Linked DNA regions of Homo sapiens: region 1 is linked to region 2. A link is a contact called in ENCODE Hi-C or POLR2A ChIA-PET data. All regions are on one chromosome and are shown on one strand. Each heading gives the region's core, a stretch centred on a gene start or an enhancer-like site at or near the end of the contact. The rest is flanking DNA. Distances are from core to core; before and after follow the strand shown.

Region 1 (3,512 bases), core at 726-3,225, 1.0 Mb after region 2:
AATCAAATTTTACCTCTCTCTTATGCTTTTTAATATCCACATATGTACTTTATACTGTACAAAAGTTATTAGTACAAGCATGCACGTATATAAATTACACATAAACAGAGCCTGGCACGGTGGCTCATGCCTGTAATCCCAGCACTTTGGGAGGTCGAGGAGGGCGGATCACTTGAGGTCAGGAGTTTAAGACCAGCCTGGCCAACATGGCGAAACCCCGTGTCTACCAAAAATACAAAAATTAGCCAGGTGTGGTGGTGTGCACCTGTAATTCCAGCTACTCAGAAGGCTAAAGCAGGAGAACACTTGAACCAGGGAGGCGGAGGTTGCAGTGAGCTGAGATCCTGCCACTGCACTCCAGCCTGGGTGACAGAGTGAGACTCTGCCTCAAAAAAAAGAAACAAAAAACTTACACATAAAGAGATATGAATATATGAGTGGGACATGCTCCAACATGATGGGGCATGTTACTGAAAGCTTGGAGGGCATTCCCTACGCTGATGCTGTGTGTTAGCCTTGCCTTTGGGTTATGCCACACCTCTGCTGTCTTGGTCAGCTTACACCACTATCACAGAGTACCAGCGGCTGGGCAGCTTAAACAACAAACACCTAATTCTCAGAGTTCCAGAGACTGGAAAGGTCAAGATCAAGATACCAGTACATTTGGTGTCTTGCGAGGGCCTGTTTCCTGGTCCGTAGATGGCTGTCTTCTTGCTGTGTCCTCAGCAGGTGGAAAAAGAGCTAGCTAGCTTTCTGGGGTCCCTTTTATAAGAACACCAATTCCATTCATAGGGGCTCCACTCTTATGACCTAAATACCTCTCAGAGGCCCTACCTCCCAATATCATCACATTGGGGGTTAGGATTTCAACATGTGAATATTCAGTCCATAGCACCTGCAGAAGGATCTACCTTTAACAGTTCTCTGTTGTCAAATGAATATGGTGTGAGCTACTTACAGGCACATAAGGTACTTTCTAACCTGGCCCCAGCCCTGGTAAGAAACAGACTGGCATAGGTAGTTTGAAGAGAGATTAATAGAAGGACTACAAAGATGTAGGTGGACTCTAGAGAAACTACGAGGGATAGTAATGTGGAAAGATGGGAGGAGGTGCCTGCCCCCCGACCGCAGGCCTAAAGTGGTGGAAAGGAGGAAAGAGAGAGGCTGTGTGGAGAGGGCCCTTGCTGAGACCTTCAGGGAAGGAATGCAGCCAGCTCAAGGCCACCCTGACCCCTCTCCTCTCACCCTTACCTGCGCCCTATTTACTGAATCCAACACAGAGGGAAGATATTGAGGTGGCCCACACAAGCAGCTTTCCATGACACAGAATTGAATAGAGAAGGGTAGTGGACCTGGAGAAACCAACGGAAGATATTCAAACCAATCTCTTTCCAAATTTCTCATTCATTCATTCATTCACTGATACTTTTATTTCTTCATTCAACAACTTCGATTGAGTGCTGTGTCAGGAACTGACTAGGATACTAGAGATACACCAGGAACAAGACAGTTGGTGTCCTGACCCTGATGTCTCATGCTACCTTCCAGAGAAGCAGGTAAAAAACATGGTGAGAGGTAAAATAATTACAGGTCACAATACATTCCTAGTGATAGATGCTGTGATGGGGAATAACAGGGGACTTGCATCAGGGAAAGTGGCCATGGATGATCTTCCTGAGGAGGTAAGACCTGAGGATAGAGAAGGGATTGGCCATGAAAATAGGTTGGGAAGAATATTCTACAAATAAGAAGCAGAATGTGCAGCAGCCCTGAAGTAGAACTCTGCTGTGGTGATCCAGGCACAAAAAGGAACAAGTGTGGCCAGGGTTGGGAAGTAAGAGATGGGCTCGGGACGGTGGGCAGGGACCGCCCCCTGCCAGGCTCCACCAGCTACAGTAAGGAGCTTGGGCAATGACACGTCCTTGAACCAGGGCATTTTGTAAACATCCTTCTGAACTGCTCACCCTGCCAAATATTGTGGCTTTCATGTGTCATGCCTCTGTGCCTTTGCGCATGTAGTGCCCCTGCCTAGAAACTCACCCCCTCTCTTCTACCAGACAGTTACTCATCCTGTGTGACCCAGTTTATATGTCATTTCCTGTGCGAAGCCTTTCTTGGTCTCCTCAGTCTGTCTCAGTCACTTCCTCTTCTGTGCTCCCTTAGCACTTTGTACATGTCTCCCTGCTTTGTCACTATTTGTTTACTGATCATCCCTCTCTCAGGACAGTGAACTCTTTGAAGGCAAAAGCTATTTTACGCTTCTTTGCATCCCTACCCTACTCCACCTCACACCCCCAAGCCCTTGAAGAACTGATACCATGTTCATCTTTGCATCCTCACCCTACTCTTCCCCCAACCCCTAGTTCACCTGGCCCAGGGTGTGCCACGTTAGTAACATCCAAGAATGCATGCTGCATGAATAAAGTTGCAGAAAATAGACCTCCCACTAATTCTGACCTTCAATAGCAATAATACCTGCCCAGAAGAGGCTACCAGTGAATTGTGATGTTTTAAAGCTTCCTGAGCATATAAGACAGCTGCTGGAATCCACTTAAGCAATTAGAAGTTAGATGTTCAACTAGAGTTTACAGGATGCCTTTAATCTATAAAGGATAATAATAGGTAACATTTATTAAATGCTTACTGTATACCAGTCTATTCTAGCAGCTGCACTAGAATGTATTCATTTAATCTTCAGAACAAAACTCTGAGCTGTTTACTCATACTAACCTACTTTACAGATGAGGAAACTGAGGTACAGTGGGGTTAACTGATTCAATGAGGACCACACAGCCAGTAACAGGCAGGACAGGGATTGAGACCCAGGTAGTCCAGCTCCAGAACCCAAACTCTTTTTGCGTGTGTGGATAATTTTTTTTTCTTTTGTTTTTTTGTTTGTTTGTTGTTGTTCCTGTTTTGTTTTGTTTTTGTTTTTTTGAGATGGAGTTTCACTCTTTTTGCTCAGGCTGGAGTGCAGTGGCACAATCTCGGCTCACTGCAACCTCCGCCTCCCGGGTTCAAGCAATTCTCCTCCTCAGCCTCCTGAGTAGCTGGGACTACAGGTGGACACCACCATGCCTAGCTAAGTTTTTGTATTTTTAGTAGAGACAGGGTTTCACCATATTGGCCAGGATGGTCTCTATCTCCTGACCTCGTGATCTGCCTGCCTCGGCCTCCCAAAATGCTGGGATTACAGGCGTGAGCCACCACGCCCAGCCACTTTTTTTTTTAATTTATTTTTTAACTTTTAGTTTCAGGGTTACATGTGCAGGTTTGCTCTATAAATACACTGCATGTCAAGGGAGTTTGGTGTACATATTATTTCATCACCCAGGTAATTACCATACTACCCAATAGGTAGTTTTTTGATTCTCACCCTCCTACCCTCCACCCTCTAGTAAGCCCCAGTGTCTATTGTTCCCTTCTCTGTGTCCATGCATATTCAATGTTCAGCTCCCAGTTATAAGTAACAACATGCGGTGTTTGGCTTCCTGTTCCTGCATTAGTTCACT
Region 2 (3,342 bases), core at 360-2,859:
TCCATAAATATTTTTGTACCAATTCTAATATTTGACTGTCATATCTGCAGGTTACTGGACCACTTTTTATTGTGATACTTAATTTATACAACATTAAATGGCCTCCAGTGTCCTCAAAGACTGCCTAGCAGATGTAATGTGGATATCCCAGAACACAATAATTAGACTTTTAGAGTCACAAACACACACCGCTCATTATATTAGAAACTGAAACTCTAACCATTTCAGTACTGCTCTTCACGAGGGTTAAGATATTGATTTTGTTGTTTAAAAAAACAAAAACAAAACAAAGCAAAACAAAACAAAAATGACCTCCTTAAGATACTGACACCTAGGTTTAAAGGAAAAAAGTGCTGCAAACTTAGAGCTACTTAAGATAATGGCTTCTAGAACTGAGTTAAGTTGAATACAAATGAAGTCAAGGAACAGTTCTCAGGATCGTGCTGTATTTAAATTAGACCTACTGGCATATTTAATGTTTGAATTGTAATACGCACTGATATCCTCTAGAGGGAGAATGAAACAAGAATAGGCAAATTATTTATTTTAAAAAGTGGGTGAATTTGAATAATCCTGAAAATTGTCCCGTAACAGAAAGAAGTCATTTAACCAAATCTGTCATAAACAAACCACAGACTGGTTAATTTTATTGTGGTATATTTTCTAAGTAGCTGAATTAGCTTCTATAATAAAGACCCTATTTTTAGTTTTCTATTAATTTTGAATTAGAAAAAAAAGCTACATGCACACACCCACAAAATTTCACCCACTTTACTACTTATAAATTGCAAAAACGTCTATATTATAGCGTAGATAATGACCTGCTTAAAACACTTTCTAAAAACTGTGCATTTCATTCTTAGTATTCATAAAATAAACACAATGCCCATCTACCCAAATATAATGTGACACAGCCTAAGAAAAGGAGGCATTCTGCAAAGCAAATTACCAAAGGCTACATAAAATACTTCATAAGGTTAAATATCAGAATAATTATTCCTCTTCCCGTCACAATTTTCTTAGGATGGTCAATGTTCTGCTAAAATCATCCAATCTTTTAACGTTTGGAGACCCAGAGAAAAAGCACCAAAATAAGTGTTTATGTGCATTGTACAAGAACTGAAATCCAGGTAGCTTCACTGTTATTACAGAATCTGAAGAAATAAACATCCCACAGAGATGAGATCACTATCTCCAGAAATAAAGGTTTCCAAAAGAAAAACAATTGTGAAAGGAAATTATCCTCTTTACTAACAATATGGTGATCAGCCATTCCCGCTTTCTCCTGATGATGAGGTGATGTCACCGGTCAGAAGCACTGGCCTATTTTCTGTACTGCCTATGGTGGGTTGGATTGGATGAAAATAAACATCTTACATAACAGGCCGGCTGTGCTCTCTGTCTTTTTTTTTTTTTTTTTCCAAAGAGATTTTCCCAGCATGAATTCAGTGTGTACAATTAACATTGGCCAAATTTCAGCTGAAAAATCTGTTAGGTTTATAAGCAGATTCACAAATACAGCTTATGTATGCTGCCTCCCATTCCTCTACTAGCCTAGCTCCTTTTTACGCACACACACACACACACACACACACACACACACAGGCACACACACAACACCACCACCATCACCACTGACATCACCTCACCCCCACCACCTCCACCCCTCCTGTAATCAAAACAGCTTTCTACCAACAGAAAAGGGACAACAGGCAAGTTAAAATTGAAATTGGTCTTTGAACAGCAGAAACAAAATAGAAGATTGCAGATTAGAGCCATTGTCTTGTCCCAGTAATATAAACCAGACCCCCCTCAGTGCTTATTTTCTCAGAATTGAAGAAGATAAATCAAAGATTATGAGCCTAACCAAAAAGAGGCATCCTTATGCTAGTGGCTTTTACAGTCATAAAAAGAGCAAAGCCAGAAGTGAGTATTTTCAATTGTCATTTGTAATAATTAGTAAAAATACTGCAGTTTTCTGTCATAAATCCTGTTGTACGTGGAGGGATTTATTAATCTTTAAGCTTTGGTATTTATTGTAGACGCTACTTATACAGAGGAAACATAAAACTAAAGGACTCAGCTTGATTTTCCTAATTCCTGAAGGTAGAATAAAATCAGAGATGCCAAAGATCTGAAAGAAACATGTGCTTGAACAGCCTGGATAGAAGCTCATTTAAAATCAGCAATATAATTCACAGTGGGGTTTGGATGGAATACTTTAACTGACCTAGTGGTCTTAGTTTCAGAGAAAATCCGTCATACAGTCTAAACTTAGTAAATATCTGAATATCTATCATATGCCTAACAAATGGCAAATATTGATTAACTTAAATATTATAGAGTTGAACTTAGATGATGAGATAATTCTTTGCATTGTTAAGCAATAAAAAACATTACTAATTTGTAGGCCAAGACAGAAAAATGATTCAGAGTGAATGCAAAGGAGATGATGAATTAAGATGATCTGATCCTTCCTGTCATAAAAAATAATCACCATTTTTCTAACCCAAATAAGAGCCACACTGAAAAGGGCTGAAATGCAGCTCTCTTTTACTTGGTGCATATACTTAATGTCAAGTCAAGAAAGCCAGTCCTGTACCTGTATATGCCTTACTGTGTATCCATTTACAGTTGCTGATCTATGTTTACAGGCTACTCTATCTCTTAGAATGTGCTTCAGTATGTTATATATGTACTTAATATATACCAGTAATACCCATTTGTTTGAAGATAGAATATGCATGTGAAGAATTAGCTGTAATATTTTGGAAATATAATTAAATTTGCATTCTAAATACTTGCATTTAAATCTCAGCTTTGATTGTTACTGACAGTAAAACCTTAGACAATTAATTGTGCTTCTCTAATCTTCAGCTCCCTCATCTGTAATGTGAAGACAATTATGTTTTTAAGAGATGTTGGGAGGAAAGAAAGAAAACACGTACAATGGATCCAACACAGTGCACAGCAAATAGTTGAATATCCATGTATGTGTGTATATGTATGTGTATATATACATAACTTTGAATGATCAAAGCAATATATATTCATTGAGTAATTTTGCAAGGAAGCAATATTGAATTATTTAACATTTAACAATAAAGGAAAAATATAGCTTTTTAATTTCTTAGAACAATTACTTATTTACTTGACTTAAAGGATGATAATGACCCATAATTTTTGTATATGTATAGTTATTTGCATTGAATGGGTAGTATTCAAATTAATTTTCAATTGTTGAATCAAACAAATATGTTTGAATGCTTATTTTATGTTTAATAACAGAAGAGGGGAAAGAATTATTTCAGCAGTTTATTGTCTTCCAGGAGATTTCAAAGT

What was found. A loop is a pair of places that touch in the nucleus more often than their neighbours do. ChIA-PET counts read pairs that join two places held with the same protein, here RNA polymerase II (POLR2A). Pooled maps may share reads with other maps.
Region 1: a pooled map shows a loop between it and region 2 (4-fold over the local background). The contact joins two enhancer-like sites. A Hi-C loop is called at or near these places in 3 of 168 maps with a recorded cell type or tissue (aorta, cardiac septum and heart right ventricle), 3 of 37 single-sample maps with no recorded cell type and 10 of 50 pooled maps. POLR2A ChIA-PET finds 5 or more read pairs at or near these places in 2 of 52 experiments (CD4-positive, alpha-beta memory T cell and activated B cell).

Annotation. Positions count from the first base shown.
Region 1 is chr12:92,591,981-92,595,492 of GRCh38, forward strand. All of the region lies in intron 1 of LOC105369905 (a long non-coding RNA gene), which reads left to right. Among named protein-coding and RNA genes, the nearest start is that of PLEKHG7, 110 kb to the right of the region's middle. RefSeq lists enhancers at 1,280-2,479, 1,719-1,818. Within about 2 kb of position 1,976, at least 14 of the 41 ENCODE cell types and tissues checked have a DNase peak (open chromatin) inside an H3K27ac peak, as active enhancers do.
Region 2 is chr12:91,577,587-91,580,928 of GRCh38, forward strand. The region is part of intron 1 of LOC105369896 (a long non-coding RNA gene); the gene reads right to left. Among named protein-coding and RNA genes, the nearest start is that of LINC02823, 250 kb to the left of the region's middle. Within about 2 kb of position 1,610, at least 3 of the 41 ENCODE cell types and tissues checked have a DNase peak (open chromatin) inside an H3K27ac peak, as active enhancers do.